Linked DNA regions of Homo sapiens: region 2 is linked to region 1. Evidence: chromatin loops called from intact Hi-C (ENCODE). Cell type or tissue: IMR-90. All regions are shown on one strand. Each heading gives the region's core, and the rest is flanking DNA. Links, peaks and the distances in the headings are about the cores only. Region 1 overlaps RNLS (renalase, FAD dependent amine oxidase). Region 2 overlaps PTEN (phosphatase and tensin homolog).

Region 1 (9,132 bases), core at 368-8,367:
GAGATGAAAGAGCAGAGAGCTATAATTTATGGAATTGCGTCATTATCACCAACTGAGTCATCAACTGAATTGAATTAAACTTTTCCCCATCTGAGCTGGCAAAGGCATTTTCAAAAGAGAAGAAATTTGAGAAGTAAGATTTTAGCTTTCTGGCAGAAATCTCTGAAGATTCAAATATAATGTGCTAAATCCAAATAAGAAAGTATTACCACAATCAACTACTAATTTTAAAGTAGGGAATTCTAAATATTAGTGAAAAGAGAGGAAGGGAAGGATAAAAAAAAGAATGGGAGGAATACTGGCATTCTTCACTGGATAAGCTTTAGTCCAAATTTGTTTTTTTTCTTCACAAATGTATCTTATATAAGTAGTTTTGTATTATATTGCCTCAGATTTATGAGACTTGTTTATACACTGACTGGACATTTCTGACCGTCATTCTTCTGAAGTCCTGTTTCCAAAGTCTGACATTTTTTCATTCTGACTTGAATGTTTATGTCTAGAAAATAATGAGAGAAAATCTAAAATGTATTTGAGTAGCCAGCACAGAACACTTTTGTAGTATTTACTAGTCTAGAAGTCTCTGTTGGTTTGAGTAAGATATTTAAATGTTGATCTCTCCTAAAATTTGCTACATGAAATAGCCAAAGGAAATCATCATATCTGAAGCAGAATTTGCTTTCTATTTCTGTGACTTTTTAGATACTTTTTGCATCTTATAATTTTACTTGCCAAATGCATATGAAAATATGAGATTTTACTCCAAGAAGAGAAATTAAAATTCAGTTTTATTTTTAAATGGCACTTGTCATCTTTTATTAAGATGTCAAATTCATTTTTTTTTCATTTTACAGATATTGAACATCTACTATGTGCTAGACACTGTTCTAGACACCCTGGGTACAGCAGTGAACCAAACATTAAAAGCTCCAAGGAACTTCTATTCTAGTGGAAGGAGGCATAATATTGTATAGTATTTGATCCAGGGGGTGGAGGAAAAATAAGTGAATATCTATGTGAAATGATGGTACATGCTGAGGGAAGAGAAAACAAGATAGGAGAAATAGAAAATGACAAGGAATACTCTTGTATATAGTGTGAGCAGGTCTGTGACAAGGTGATTTTTAAACAGTAGACACCTGAAGGTAGTGAAAGTGTAAACCAAGAGAATCTCTGGAGGGATATCCAAATAGAAGTTCCTTGGAACAAGTAGGAAGGCCCCAAGCAGTGAGAAGTTTTATAAGGCAGCCAGTGTGGCTGTCATGCAGTGTATATGAAAGGGACAGTGGCAGAAGATGAGAGCAGAGAGGAAGCAGGAGGCTCAATTAAATAGGGCTTTGTGAACTGTGATAGAGACATTGGATTTTACTCTCCATCAGATGGGAAGCCATTTCAGGAAAGACCTTATGTGACTTAGATTTAGGGATTATGAATTTACCTTGCTGTTGTTTTGGAAGTTAGACTGTAAGAGGGCTGAGATGACCAGATGAACTGATGTTGTCAATGCAGAGACCAGAAATGATGGTGGCATGGACTACAGCAATACTGGTGGTACATTGAGCAGTAGGTGCAATCCAGATGTACAAGGATCCCTCATTTTTGCATCAATTCTAAAGGGTTCAGGTTGCTACAGACACTTGATTTCAAAAGTATGGCTGCCAGGATTTGCTGATGTATAGATATGGACTGTGACAGTGGTTTCCAGAGTGAAATCACTGTTTTGGGATTGAATAATTGCAAAAACAGAGTTGTCTTCTACCAAAGGGAGAAAACTGAGGGAGAAGTAGGTTTGTGAGGCAGGTAGTGAACTGGGAATCAAGAAGAGAAATTTGGTCTTGGATTGGGTTTGAGTTGCTTAATAGAGATTCAAGTGGGAATACTTATGCAGTTGAATATAGAAGGTTTCAGGAGCAATGTCTGAGCTGGAGAGATATATTTGAAAATCATCAGTAGAGAAATAGTATTTAAAGCCATGGAACTGGATGAGGTCCAAGATTGAACCCAGAGAAACTGCAATGTTTGGAAACTAGAAGATTAAGAGGAACCCCAAGAAAGACTGAGAGGGAGATGCCAGTGAGTGAGGGGGAAAACCAAACATGTATGTTGTCCCATAGGCCAAGAAAGTGTTTGAAGAAGGAGGAAGTCATCAGCTGTACCAAATACTGACTATAGTTTCATCTAAGAGTTGCCCATTGGATTTCGCAATGTGGAGGGTGTGTCAGTCCATTTCACGTTGCTGTAAAGAAATACTTGAAGCTGGAAGAGATATATTTTGGCTAACAGTTCTGCGGGCTATACAAGCATGGCACCAGCAGCTGCTCAGCTTCTGGTGAGGCTTCAGGAAGCTTTTAGTCATGGTGAAGCGTGAAGGGGGAACTGGAGCATCACATGAGGAGAGAGGGAACAAGAGAGAGATGCCAGGTTCTTTTAAACAACCAGCTGTCATGTGAGCTCATTACATAGGGAAGGCACCAAGGCACTCATGAGAGATCCGCCCCCATGACCAAACACCTCCCACTAGGCCCACCTTCAACACCGAGGATCACATTTCAACATGACATTTGGAGGAGACAAACACTGAAATCATGTCAGAGGATAAAGGTGACATTGACAATAGCAGTTTGTATGGTATGCTGGGAATGAAAGCCAGATTGGAGAAGGCTCAAGAAACAAATGGGAAGGGAGGACACCGAGACAGTGTGTTTAGACCAGTGTTTCTCACTTTTTCATGATCACCTCCTTAAAGAGCTTTCTTAGACATTTTTTTCTAATCCTCCCCTCTCCATGAAATTCCAGTATCACAGGTATACTTTTGTTATGTATTGTATATATATATCTATGCCTTACATATACAAAGAGCAAGTAATTTTTGCCTGAAAGAATTAATTTTTGACCTTCTGGAGTGATATCACTCCTATTGAGAATGGCACGGAATAGACAATTTTTTAGATGAGCTTTTCTGTGAAGCAGGGCAAATAATTAGGCTGTTAGAAGATGAGGTTGGATCAAGTTTTTATTGTATTGTATTGTATTTTTAAGATAGGATACATTATAATATGTTTAGGTGCTGATGGAAACAATCTAGTAGAAAGGGGAAAATTGATTATGTAGGAGCAAGATTGAACAGTTACAGAAGTCATGGTCTTGAATAAGAGACAGAGGATGGGCCTCAGATGGGAACCAGACAGTTCTCCCAAAATAATACACAAAGGAGGGCAGAGCACATCAACACAGATAGATGATACTTTTGGAGGTGAGGGCCTGTGGAAGTCCTCTTCTGCTTGATTTGTTTTCCCAGAGAAACAAGAAGCAAGATCATCAGCTGAGATTGAAGAGGGGCTGAAGACGTTGAAGATTTGTAGAGAGAGGGGAAGTGTTCTGTGGTCATGTAGTGGGGGTGAATTGAGTAGAATATAGTAGGATAGCTAGGCAGCACTAAGACTCAATTCAAATTAGTGATCATAAGTTTAAACTGCAATCAGTCAATATTTTTCCCCTCCACGACTTGATCTTCTCTAAGCACATTACATACTTTAAATATTTGAGTGAATGAATAAATGAATCAAAAAGTTAGTTAATGCTATTTACGCTGCATACATGTAAGATTTTTTCCATTTACTATTTATATGTTTTCAATTGGAATGTTTTATACAACAAATGTTAAAATTAAGGACTTCAAATAAGAACATAGAATAACATGCCCAAGTTCAGCTTTTTTTTTTTGGATCAAACTAATTAAAATCAACAATGATTTCAACAATGATTCAGTGCCTTTTTTCTTTTGGTTGGTGATGTTGCTCATTGTGGGCGAAGTATGTAAAACTGACAACTAATTTTGAATCTTTCCATATATATTTTTATAAAAAAAGGAAACTAAAAGTAAATGGTAGTTTCTTTCAGGATGTGGTGTTCATTCTTTAGAAATTGTGAACTCTGCTTAAAACATTTATGTATCCATTTATTTTTTCAATAAATATTTTCTTAGGATCTCTTCTCTTACCAGTCACAGAAAAGACAAAACTGAATAAAGCATGATTTCTACCTTGAAGTATATTATAGGCATCTGGATGTTTTTCTAGTTTTTAGACGAGGTGGGTATATGTTTCTTTAGCGTACATAGAGGTAGACTTGAACTAATATATTTAAAGAACCAGGCTTCTATGTGGTACAATGTAGAATTAGCATTAATAAAGACGGAATGTTACGAAATTCATAAAAGAAAAAATTCAAACACATTAGTAAATTTAGTGCATTATATATAAAATCTTAATGGTAGGGTCTCTGCTCCTTTACTAGGAAGCAGTGTGCTCATGGAGACTGTGCTTTGTCATGACTACAATTGTGTACTATATAAAATCTTAATGAGAGATTACCATTAGATTCTTAAGATTGTTATACTTCTCTTTTTCAAGACCATTTGGTGGTTTTGAGAAGTTAAGAGCTTTATAAGCCTGACAGTACTTGTGATTCAACCTTCTATTGAGGCCAAGTGGGGACCTGGAACTCTCAGACTGCAGGACACACAGATGAACAGCATGTGGCAGTGTTTAAATGTTCTTCTGAAAGCCAATGCCACAGGCTTAAGACAATTTAGGGCAGTTCTCTGTGATGATTGCAAATGCATCCCAGGATTATATTTTTCTTTTATATTGCTATGTGTCATGCTTTGTTTGCCAAACAGAAAGAAAATGAATAGGCAGTTTTCTGGTGCAATTCTTAGTAAACAAATTGTCAAAATGAACTCCATCCATTGCTTAAGAAATACATAAACACAATTTAGTCACTGGATGTGTCTGTATGTAGGTTGTTCCTATGGAGAATTTTAGTTTGACCCATGTTTTTGTTTGTCTTTTTGAAAATTCTGATAGACTAAGGTTCTCTTTGTTTTCATAATAGTCCCTATTCCCCCTAAAATAGTAAGCTATCAAATTACCGAGGTTTTATTTGTATAAATGTAGTTGCACATATCTAACTTAATAAATTGTGAATTGATTTTTATCATGACTTTAAGTCATAGGTATTATTTGAATGAAAGAAAACTAAGCTGTTGGGTTATTTTTACAACGTTCATAGAGAATTTTCTTTCATGTAGATTTTTTCCATATAGCATATACAATAGAATACATTTTAAGCTATTCCCTATATATGTGTGTGTATATGTGTGTCTGTGTGTATAGTGTGTATGTATCCTCATCATAGTCCTTCACATTTTAAGATGATAGCACTCAGTGATTGAAATCTTTATATAATAATATAATTGAGGAAAAATCTGTGAACACAATTGTCATTATCAGACAATAGATTTATAAAATATTTTAATCAGTAACTGTTGTCCTTAAGCATGAATATCCTTACTACTCTTCTACCTTTTACATTTGCTGTTATCGCAAACACTTTGCTTAGAGCAAATGTGATTCCTTATTGCCCAAATGCTTATTGCATTCCAATTTATTATAATACACATACATCTGTTCAGCACTCACTGTGTTCCTGGAATTGTCCCAGAGTCTGGGCTTCCATCCTTTAATGAGACCTAGCCTAGTTCTTAAGGAGCTCACAGTGGGAAGACATGTCTGTTGCACTTATCTTCTAGTTGCTTCTGAGCTTCCCTGCTTTGTTTACAGGTTGGCTTTAGGGCAGCCTCTGCTCATTTCTTCTGCCTTTCTTACCAGTTCTGGCTCTGCTGCTTGTTAGCTGTGTGACCTTGGGGACAGTTACTTGATCTCTCTGAGTCTCTGATTCCTCTTCTGTGTAATGAAGTGATAAGTCCTACCTCATGAGGGCATTTGGGAAGATTAATAAATAAGATAATGTGTTAAAGCATCTAGTAAATTGCTGGCATATGCTAAGTGGTCAATGAAAGAAACTGCTGCTGCCATTTGACTTGTGTTCGTTATGTGCCTGGCACTCAATTGCTAAGAAACAAACTTTAGTTCGTTTTCATTCCCTTGCTGCTGCACTTTCTTCAAACACATCGTCAGATGGGAATTTAGAACTAGAGTAAATAACAATAGCTCCAACTTATGAGTACCCATTATGTGCTAGATATTTTACTGGTTGGTAACAATTCTTAAAACAACCCAGCGTTGTTATTATCCCCACCATATAGAGCAAGATGGGAGAGATAAAAGTGACCTTCTAACCCTGCAAAACTACCCACCAGAAGAGCCAAAATACTGACTACAAAGCTTGTGTTCTTCTTCTTTTTTTTTTTGCAACCAGTCATTTTCTCCAGTCTCTTCCAATTCTAAAATATTTTAAAGATTTTTTGAAAAATTCATGTGTATTATGATCACAAGCACTAGATGTTTTCATTTGAGCACAAACTCCAAAGTAGGAGCAGTAGAAGTTTTCACTTGAGCACCAATTCAAATCCATATGCCCAATGATGTCATTAACAAGTTAAAAATACAGAAATACGCATTTTCATAAATAAGTGTGACTATTAGTCCATGGACAGGCCGAAGTTCCCTAAATAGTTCTCAGATCTTGCCATCCACATTAGTTGATTTTTCTGTATCAGCTGAAAGCAGAATTCTTTTTAAAGGGGGAAGCAGTGGTTTCTTTCTTTAGACTTTTGAAAATATTAAAAAATTTTAGATAAAATTGACCATTTTGATTTTTAATAAGAGGTTTGTTTTGATATTTTAACTTTAGACATATGAGGCAAATTTTGAAAACCTATGCTGGCTTCAGTAAAGTAGTTTTTTGGCTTTTCTTCTATATCTTGGCCTGGGTGGCCTGGGGACATCAGGCACGAAGAAGAGACGGCGCAGTTAAGGAGGTGGACAGCTGATCCATGTGGTTCACTTGATGAGCCATGCCTTCTGGGTTTAATATAGCAAGAGTTCCTGATTTGAGAAAGGGGAATTTGCGGGTGTGTATTTTCTTTGGAAAAACTGAACAAACTATAAAATTGAATCAGAATAATTATAGTTCTATATAGAATCCTAAATATCAGCCTCTAAATGGTTACCTCGGGCAAATGCCAATCTATCTGGACTTCATCTTTCTCCTCTGTAAAATGAGACCATTGAACCCTAGATCTCTAAGATCCCTTCTCAATCTAAATCCAATCTAAAATGATTCTCTGAAGAGGCAGGCATATGTGTGTGTGTAATTGCTGTTTGAAGTGTGAATTAGTTAAACACAAATTCATAGGATGTAGATATCAGAAAATGTGTTTATAAAATGTTAATGTGGGTGAGTGAGAGAGAAATATTTTATTGTTGTTTATAAACACCTTAGTTAACACATTTACACCTTTGCTGAATACATTAGATTTTGGGGGAGGAAACAAAAAGGCTTATATTCAAACCAGGATCCAATTGGATTTTAAAAAATGGTTAGTTTATTTGTCTTTTTCAACCACTGAATTTGAGTTTCTTGAGTCTTTCTCTATCTCTACCACTTTGTACTTCCCCAAGTAAATATTTCTTAAATGAATGAATTATTAATTGAATGACAAAATCCCCGTTGTACTTGATTAAATATTGCAGACAAATAGGAGAAAATTAGATTCCCTCAATTTGTACTCTTCTGTGGCCTCAACTATTCCATCACCTAATATCTACATAAGTTACATTGAAGGAAAAAAAATCAGTTACCAAAGGAAAACAAATTCCTTTTATCCTGTCCCTTCACTGACCTTTCATTAAGAAAAGTAAACTATAATATCTTTAATGTCTAGCAGAATGATTCTTTGAAGTTTTATAAACATAAATAATCTTTATTTCTGGTAAGCAGTTTTATTTACACAATAAAACTACTGAATGAAATATAGTAGAAATTTGGATAGGACTTTTCTCCTGGTTTGTTTTAAAAAGGCATACATAAAGTAACAAGAAAACATAGCAACAACCCCCCAAAACTTTAGAGATTGTATGTGTATGTGTGAGTGTGGGTGTTGTCTTGGAAGAGGAATGGGATTTTAGTTATTTGTACATTCTGTGAAGCAAATCATGAGTTTAGTATTAAGTGGAGCAATACATTTCAACATTAGTTGTTTTAAATCTAATAATATTTTATACATGGAGAAGTTTTAAAAAACAGATTTCAATTTGTGAATATATAACAAATTAAACAACTTCTTTTTCTGGGCCTCAACCTCCTTAACTATAACTCAGAGGACTAGGATAAATGATGTTGCAGATTTCTTTTAGCACCAAGCATTTGCTGATAGTGTAAATTAACTGATCAGTCGGCTGTAATACTGGCTTTATAGTTTTACTCTAGTGTGGCATTCTTCTACTTTAAATTCATCTCCCTGACACTGCTTTTTTACCGTGTTCTATTCATCTCATCTAGAAAAGAATTTATTTATTTATTTTTAGAAACAGGGTCTTACTGTGTCACCCAAGCTAGAGTGTAGTAGCACAATCATAGCTCACTGGGGCCCTGAACCCCTGGGCTTAATTGATCCTCCTGCTTCAGCCTCCCGAGTAGCTGGGACTATAGGTGCATACCACCACGCCTGACAACTTGTTTTTTTTTTTTTTAATTTTTTGTAGGGACAGGGTTTTGCTGTGTTGCCCAGGCAGGTCTCAAACTCTTGGCCTCAAGTGATCCCCCTTCCTTGGCCTCCCAAAGTGCTAGAATTGCAGGCATGAGCCACCATAAAATATTTTTTTTTTAGTTTTACTTTTTGTAGTTTACTTTATGAAAGAATTAAAAATAGGAAGCAAATTGGACATTTTAAAAATAATATTTTTACATGTATTGGCAAAATTTTTGTATTTTGAAATGTGGAACCAAGTTTTAGGAGATGAGACAGTATAGCACTACAACTATATGACAAAAGCTGTAGCTTGTTCCTGTGACCCAATAGTCCTTGAGGCATTCAAAGGGATTTTTCACATTGAATACCATCTGTTACTTTCTATCCATTCAGTCCTGCCAGTATCACTCCACCAAATGTGAAATAAGAGACATTACCTAAGCTGTTATGCTATAAATCCATGTGTATCAGCCCACTCTCCTTATTAATGCCTCTGTGTCAGCATATCTAAATTCATGTTGATACTGTTATAATGTGACAGTTTTGTATGTATGCTTTATTTTTATTTTTTGCAAGATACAGATTTATTCAGAATTATAGAATTATGGAAAACTATAATATACTCTATTATACAT
Region 2 (9,132 bases), core at 652-8,651, 580 kb after region 1:
TATTTTTGTATGTACATCACGTAAAGCACTGTGACAGGTGATCATAAAGAAAAAATGAAATTTGAGAAGGCTTTGAAATGACCTACCTAGCCCTCATTGACATCTGGTAATCACCGAATTATCTTCTAATGTTCTTAAACTAACTGCTACTGAATATATTAAAGTCTTTTTCTGGGAATCAGTGTTAAACATACTGGCCTTCATTACCCAGAATCCATCCTTCTGGAGAGTTATGGCAATCTTTTCTCATGTCTTTGTCTCTGAACTCTCTCCCATTTTTCTTAATTTATCAGGAATTACTGCTGGTAATTCTGAGACCTCATTTTCAAATTCCTTCAGCACTCTGAAAAGGAATGTGTTTGGGCATGTTAGGGAAATGTTCTCTTACTTGCGTCTCTCCAACCAAACCTCTAACACCAGTGATCCTCAAAGTGTGGCCCATGACCCCTGTGGGTTATAAGTGATAAAATTCAAGCTTTTAAGCCAAAATTAGTATTTTTAAAATCTTATACCTGCTACCATGAACTTGACAGCTTCCGAATATGTAAAGACTATCCTGGTGAGCTCGGTGGTGATATTTTTAAAATGTGACTTTTTTTGCACTGTATAATGAAGTATGTCTGCTGGGGGTGGTGGCTCATGCCTGTAATCCCAGCACTTCGGGAGGCCGAGGTGGGTGGATCACCTGTCAGGAGTTTGAGACCAGCGTGATCAATATGGTGAAACCTCATCTCTACTAAAAACTACAAAAATTAGGTGGACATGGTGGCACACACCTGTAATCCCAGCTACTCGGGAGGCTGAGGCAGGAGAATCACTTGAACCCGGGAGGCGGAGGTTGCAGTGAACCGAGATTGCACCACTGCTCCAGCCTGGTGACAGAGCAAGACTCAGTCTCAAAAAAAAAAAAAAAAAAAAATTCAGAAAAATGAAAAAAACAAAACACCACCTCATCACTAACATTTTTGTTTTAGAATACATGGTTATTTTCGCTACAATGTTATTTATATTATCATGTGATTAGCTTGTTTTTTTAATAATCAGATGATGTCTCAGTTTTCATTTCTTATGTAGTAAATATCAATAACAAAAGCCCTTTGAGATCCTCAGTAAGTTTTAAGAGTGTAAAGGAATCCTGAGACCAAAAGCTTCAGAACACTGCTTACACCAGTGTTCTGTCCATTTCGGTTTGAAAATGAAAGACCTTCTTGTTAAGTTTTTATAGGAAGTAACATATATAACACAGTAGTAAATGGCCCAGGCTTGGCAATCAAATTGACCTACATTTAAATCCTGACTTTGCCATTTACTAGATCTGCTATATTCAACAAGTTATTGAACCTTTCTGTACCATAGCTCCTTGTGTATGAGATGGATATAATTGTACTTCCTATATTATGGGAATTAAATGGCAAAACTTGTTAAACTATTAAACCCAGAATTATCACCATTACAAAAATTTATACTACCTTTTACAAGTAATATGGTTCTAATATAACAATGGGAGGCATTCTAAAGTCTTGAAATTCTCTTTCTGAATCAGGAAGTCATTTCTCCAAACATAATACCAGCTCAGTTTTCCTCCAAACTCATCTTAATGTTTTCTCATACCAGATTCCTAGGCACTAGCAGCATTAAATATCACATTTTTTTTTCTGCTGTAATATTGAAAAGCATGCATTGTGCCTACATGATAGGTCAATTTTTGTATGACATCTCTGTAATAACGTCACATTTGGAAACAGTGCTGTTGCAAAGGCTGAATCGGAAGGGTTAGGCTGAATCAAAGTGTTAATATGAGCAGGTGAGCGAAGCAATTACCATGTACTGTCTCTAAGGATGAGTGTGTCAGTGATCTAGTGATGACTTTGCTAAATTTTAAATTGCTTTTTACTGCAGGTATACACTTAATGGACCCAACCAGAAAACTCTGTCAATGCATACATCACCTTGGGCTGTTTTGACGTATTAAGACTGTGTAACACTGTAACAGCAAATTCTCATAATCACCATGTTTGGACCTGTGATAATGCTAATTCCTTTACTTAATGTAATTGACAAACAACAGGAACTTCTTCAAATGTATCTGTGGGAGCCACATAGATACACTTGGATTAGTATTTTATTCAGGCTCCCTGAGGCTTATTACAATCAGATATATTTCACTTTTCGAAGCTTCATCCACCTTTAAGACTCTAAAGCCATGATTAGAATTGGATATTTATAAAGTTATCTTCAAGTTTGCTGACTCTTCTGTCATTTCCATTCTTCTATTGCCCATCTAGTATGTTATTTCAGATATTGTACCTTTCAGTTGTAAAATTTCCACATGGTTCCTTTTATAATTTCTGTGTCCTTGCTGAGAACTTCTGCCTTTCCATTCATTCCAAGTGTGTTTATCTTTATCTCATGAAACATAATTACAATAGCTGTTTTTACATCTGATAATTCCAACATCTGGGTTATTTTGTGGTTACCATCTCTTGATTGACTTTTTCCCTGGGAATTTGTCACATTTTTCCGGTTCTTCCTAGTTAAGTAATGTTGGATACTGTGTTGCATAGACTCTGGGTCCTGTTAAAATTTTCTGAAAATGTTTGATTGATGATTGATTGATCAATTGATTCAGGCAATCCACTCGATTAGGCTCAGGCTGCAAGTTTTGTCTCATCATTTATGAGTGATAATTCCAATCTGTTTCATTTTCAAAGCCTTTGCTATGCTTCTTTGGTCTGTCCTGTGCATGCAAGCTCAGGAGTGAGCCCAGGACTTGTAGAAGTTCAAACTGAGAATTAGAGGATTCCCTTTTCCAGCTCTCTTGTCTTCAGGATTTCCCCAACCCTCCCCCCACCCTCATACTCCATGGCCACTGGCCCACAGGAGACTCTTTTTCTGGTTCCTCTGGCCAAAAAGCTTGATTTATCTCAGTGTGAGCTGCTCAAGTCACCGTGGTTGTGCAGCTCCACAAGTGGGGCCCACCCTTGGGGCGAAGCTGTTAAGACAATAGAAGAAAAGAAACATCCCTAATATAGGTTGCTTTTCCAAGTTTTGACTCTCTTTCATCATCTGCCTTCTTCCAAATATTTAAAGACTATTCTTGTCAGCTCTAAAAAAGTGTTGTGATATTTTTTTAAATGTGATTTGTTTTTCTGCATTGCATAATGAAATGTGTCAACACTGGAAAATCTACAAAACTCAGTGAACCTGTATTTTCCAAATGACTCATCGATGATGTCACAAAATCAGGCCGGGGTAAAAGATCTATTCAAAGAATAAGATAAACTAATGAGTTTGAATAAAACAGTGTAGAAAAAGTTTATTGATGGTTGTCATCAGTAGGGGACAGAATTTAGTGGTTTTATTCCACCTTGGCTGAAACCAGAAGTTCTCCTGCCTACTTCTCCAAAATTTATCTTACATCAATCTCCCATCACTTACTCTGCTCTAGCCTTTCTCTTCTTACGCTTTCCTAAGTGACCAAGTTTGTTCCTACATCAAGCCATCACACTTGCTCAACTCTCTGTATAAAATCTGTTTTCCCACTCTAAAATGTAAAATCTATGGCCTTTTCTCACTTCTCCACTATTGTATTCCAACTTGACACAGCAGGCATGCAACAAATACTTGTTAGGTGGCCGGTTGGCCTATTTAACTGAGAACCAATCACTTTAAACAGTCTGGGCATTCTAGTTCAAGCAAAAATAAGGCACAAGTTTATTTAATGGATTTTATACCAAACTAGCAAATCAAAGAACTGTAATTCTGGGTTTTGATATAAAAATATATACCAACATCTTATCATCTTACCTGTCAAGAATGTTGCAAGATACATAATTTTCTCATTTGTAGCTTGAACAATTGTTAAATATTTATCTTCTTTGCTGTTCATTTTGCAGGATTTATGCCTTGTGTTAGCTTGCTTTTCTTGTGTCAGTAAACAAAAAAAAAATTTGTCATGACTCCATTACCTGTGAGTTGTTTTAGACTTGTTTTCAAGAGATGAGGTCTCACCCCGTCGCCCAGGCTGGAGTGCAAGGCACAGATCATGGCTCACTGTAGCCTCAACCTCCCAGGCTCAAACAATCCTCCCAGCTCGGTCTCCCAAGTATCTGGGACTATATGCATGCACCACCATGCCTGGATAATTTTTTAACTTTTTTGTAGAGACAAGGTCTTGCTATGTTCCTCAGGCTAGTCTTGAACTCCTGGGCTCAAGCAATCCTCCTGTCTCAGCCTCCCAAAGTGCTGTGATTACAGGTGTGAGACACCAAACCTGGCCAGACTTTTTTGTTTGCTTTGTAAACTTGATTCTGTTTAAGAGGTAGTATGCATAATATGGTAGAAATAAGACTGCTGTGGGTTCAAATCCACTTCTCTATTTACTAGTTGTGAGAGACACCTGGATGATTTAAGTTCCCTTTCAGTCTTTGTGCATAAAATGAGATAAAATCATTGAAGGATGGGTCAAGCCTGTGAACTGACTACTGCAGCATGACACACACTGTGGGCTCAGAACAATGCTATTCTCTTCCCATCCCCTGTAGCAGCCCCCAGTAGTCAGAGTTAATTTGGGCTCTTACCATGCTTTTCCTTCTGTTTTCTTTTCTCTCCTTACTTCAGCTTCCTCTCTTGCTGTGCGCCTTCACTTTGGTCTTTAGGTAGGTGAGCTGACTTATCACAGAATTCCTATGAATTGTCAATGTCTTCAAGTTTTCTGAGGTAGAATTGTGTTTAATTTTCTAGAGAAAGATTTGAGTTGCTTAAAGCTTCAAGTGTCTCCTAGCCAAGTAAATCATGTTCAAAGTGATATTTTTGTTTTAACCCTATTGGATTTTTACAGCAACAATGGCTCAGTCTTCTCCAAGGACAGCTAAACACATTGAATAGTTCTGCTGAGTCTAACAGAAGGGAAAATTTACCTTATGCCTACTCTTTTACCAAACACTAAAAGGTATTTTCCCTTTCAAGCATTTATTTAATATACAGTACTAATAATCCTAAAAGACATATGTATTATTCTTATGAATTATGACTATACACAGTAAATGAAGTATTAGCTAATTAATTAAACAACCACTGTACTTCCATTGTTAAAGATAACCATGTAAAATATTGGGCTTTCCTGTTAATGATATCTCTGCAGAAATACCGAATAACACTTAAGAAGTTTGGTAATTTTCGTATGCATTTGTGAAATTTACATATATTTCTCTTCCTTATAGGTAATAAGGACTGGAAAATGAGATCTCAAGGACATGATTATAATTGAAAAGAGAAGTATAAACATGACTATAATTCACTAATAGTTCTTCCACATATCACGATCTGTTCTAATGTCAGTTAATTGGGCTACTTTAGCTCTCTAGGTTTTATTACTGAGAGAATATTAGCTTACTAGAGATTATTTTTACAGGTTATATTTTTGCTAAATTTCACAATATTTACAGGTCACATTTAACTGTTTATATTATTAGATAGGAGCATATAACTATTTTCATTCTCAGGTATTTCAGATTAATAAACCCTACAGTAAAAGCATGGCTTATTTCCTTGAAAATTAAGTTTGAAGCCTACTTACCAATGTTTAAAGGAGCAGCTCACAATACTATTGGAATGTACTTTCAAATTCCAATGAGGTTGGGTCAGGAAACATTCTAAGTAAATTCTAACTCTTAAGCCAAAATCAAGGGACATATACAATACTTTTTTCTAAATTTACATGACAATTTTTCTCACACTGGGAAACACATTCACCTGCCTTAAATCCTTTCTAAAGCAAAGTAAAATGTTAAAGAAAAAAAGAGTCTCATTAAATTCAGAATGAAAACAAAATGCAGTTGCTCAGGAAAATGTCTTTAAAGTTGCTTAAATCTATTTTAAAATTAAGCATTAGAGGAGGAAAAGTTAAGAGTCAACATTTTCTTTTAAAGTGTCATGCCTAATTTTATGTGGCTGCCCTGATAGGAAACTGATCACTAGCAAAAGGTTAATAATGCCCTTATACAGTTGCAAATTTCTATAGTATCAAATATTCAATTATACTATTTTCCTTTGATCACAAAGTTAAGCTTCTTGAACTTTGAGGTGAGACGAGGTAAGAGGTGAGGGGAAAATAGAAAATACTTTTTGTGAAAAAATATTTCTTTTACTAGATATTGGTACTTTTCCAGAGATTTTTGCTTATGGGTTAAGAATGAAAACACAACACTAGGCCATAAATTTCATCCCTTCTGTTTGTCAAGTAACTCAAAATTTGTAACTGTTTCCCATCAATAAATCATAAATGATATTTCCTTTCAGCTTTACAGAAATGTTTTAAGGCCATAACAGAACTTTAATGTCTTCTGAAAAGAGGTAAGTATTGTCAAAATGCACAAAGAGTATAATTTAAATTTAAAAACTCAACTTGGAGAATGAAAAGGAACAGACTGTTTGTATAGAGTTTGCCAAACCAATTTAGAAAACAAAATGGTTTTAGAACATTGCGACTATTTTGGGTGGTATTCCTAAAAATTCTCCCTAGATATGCCAACAATCATCTTAAAAACTCAGAACTAATGTACAGAGTTGTATAAAGTGAGAATAAAATTGTATAGAGGGTTCTGAGTGCATCTCGCTGGTTGAAAGAATGAAGGAAAATCCCAATGCCACTGTTAGTCAGCAGTCTTCAAATCTTACCTTCCCAGTGAGGCCTGTTCTGGACTACACCATTCAACACTGAAATCTCTCCACCCAGCAATCCTGAGCTCCCTTACCTTTCATTTCTGCTATAGCACGCATTACCTTACATATAGTATGTTGACTATTTTCCCTTGCTAGAATGTAAGCTCCATGAAGGCAAGGTCCTGCTGTTCACCCACTTGTATCCCAAGCATCTAGAACAGTGTCTGACACATATCTGGTGCTCAGTAACTATTGAATAACTTGCAATTTAGAGTTTATTGCATCATGTCATTTAAAGATGCCATATTTCATTTTGCTTCATTCTTAACTCCCTTTTGTAGCTCAAGAAACCCTTCCCTGATCTTTCCAAAGCACTGTTTTAGTCAGGATATAACTTACACTGTGATAAAAAATTGTCCCAAAGTATCAGTCTAAATGGTTTATTTCTTATTTATGCTAATATCTAACAAGTTTAGCGTGGCAGAAGGAACAATTTGAGGGAGTTCTGCTCCAGTATCACTCAAGACCCAGGCTGACAAAGCTGCACCATCTAGAACATGCAAAATCCTTAATCACAGCAGTAGGGGAAGAGAGAAACTGGATGGTAAATTTTTTTCATTGCCTTTACAGAAAGTGGAGTGTCACACTACTTTCTGTATTACATTAGAATAAACTAGTTACATAGGCCTCATTCAACTGCAAGGTGATGGAAATTTTGGGGAGCATAATGTTTGATAACCATTATCACATGCACCTCACTTTCCACAGCATGTATCACAATTTATAATTGTTAATGTAAATTCTGTTTCCTCTACTGGAGTGTAAACTCTTCAAGGGCAGGGATAGAGGGTGTGTTTTGATCACTAATGTATTCCAAACCCATATATACAGCAGGGACTTGGTATTTGTTGAATAAAAAGTTTAAAACCGAATAGTCAAAATAATTAACCTTTTTAATTTTTTAAAGGAAAAATACTCTCCATAGGAAGGCATTTCTATTTTTTGTCCATCAGTAGCCAAATGGAACTTGATATAAACACTTCCAGTATGCCAACTTTGGTTTAATGCACAACTTTGAAAATAACTCATTAAAACACACATCAAGATGCTACTAACAAATTCATTAATATCCAAGATTCATTACTGTATGTCAAAGGTCATCCAGGATTAACATTTTCATTACAATGAACTGTGAAATTCCAATGAAAAATGTTTGCCTGAATTAAATTATTTAATCTCTCAAATTGGAAGTCTAGCACTCTTGAAAATCAAATTCACACACACACAGACACACACACACACACTTACAAACTGCACATTAGGACATGAGGGCAATTTAATGGAAAAAGAAAATAGAAACTGAAAGGGCATTTGTAAAATGTAGGATATCATTTGGACAACTGGATAGAGTAGGCAGAAAATCCTAAAGGTGTACATAAAAAAATAGCCAGTAAATGATAGGCTACAGAAAACCACACTGAAACATTTGATGAATTTCACTGCAGTAAACAGACTTGGCAAACTGAAACACTAGAACCATGACTACAAGCCTCACTTCATTCCACACAAATAAAATCTCTAACCATTATAAGCACAGATGAGAATCCTCATGCAACAGAGGAAATATAAATTATTTTTAATTTTAAAAAATAAAAAATATAAATTCTTGTTAAACACTTGATTTAAAAATATGCAGCTTTATTTTTAAATGTAGTTATGCTCAAAGATGGCAGTTTACTTATATGTAAAAATGTTTTAAAAATATCAATATATTGGTTTATAAGTTCTATACTGCCCTCAGCTAAATATTTTTCACCAAAATTCTCAAATAACTATCAAAAAGAGTTGCATGTTTTTATAAGCCCACTATAATTACTAAACGCGGTAATTTTCAGAGCTAAAGGTGAATCATTAATGAAATATTTTTTGATGTGATAAAAGTCACATGAGCATTTGAATTTAAAGACAACTGATAAGCCAACAGCAGCCTTTTTTTGGCAGGTGTTAAATTAATTTGCTCTAAATTGAGCAACTGTTTGGGAACTACAAAAACTGAAAAGTTCAAACTATAAGGAAGTAGAAAGGTGATGAAGTTTACTAATACAGTGTTTCACACATTCTATTTAACACAATTCCAAATGCAAATGTTTAAGATGATTTTTGAAGAGAAACATCTACAATGTTAAGCTTGTCTATGCTAAACAAATGTAACTTTAATTTACATGTATCATCCTAATGTCAACAATATTTAGACATTCATGATTAAGCCACTGAATTCGAAAGGATTCTCAATAACTACATGTAATCTGCATCTGTGGCATTAGAAAGTAATCAAATCACTGTCCGTTTTCTGATGCAATGGAACATCCTACAAATTCATGACAGATATACTAAGCTAAAAAGCTTTGAGATCAGGTACAGTATAAATTTCATTTTTAAAGAATATACATGGATATACAGAAGAAAACA

Evidence for each region. Hi-C counts contacts between places; a loop is a spot of excess contacts. Peaks named below come from ENCODE experiments on the same cell type or tissue, not always from the same donor. Only the 100,000 strongest peaks of a DNase experiment are listed, where the experiment ranks them.
Region 2: it touches region 1 in a loop (3-fold over the local background); 5 of 110 quality-filtered maps call a loop at or near these places.

What each region holds. Positions count from the first base shown.
Region 1 is chr10:88,548,766-88,557,897 of GRCh38, reverse strand. The region is part of intron 4 of RNLS (renalase, FAD dependent amine oxidase); the gene reads left to right. Among named protein-coding and RNA genes, the nearest start is that of RNLS, 30 kb to the left of the region's middle. In IMR-90, for the core only: a CTCF peak has its summit at 4,528; a DNase peak (open chromatin) is centred at 4,527.
Region 2 is chr10:87,970,394-87,979,525 of GRCh38, reverse strand. It overlaps PTEN (phosphatase and tensin homolog), which reads right to left. Exons shown (of 9, transcript NM_000314.8): 9 at 7,596-9,132. Among named protein-coding and RNA genes, the nearest start is that of PTEN, 110 kb to the right of the region's middle. In IMR-90, for the core only: no CTCF peak of the experiment used is centred there; a DNase peak (open chromatin) is centred at 5,625.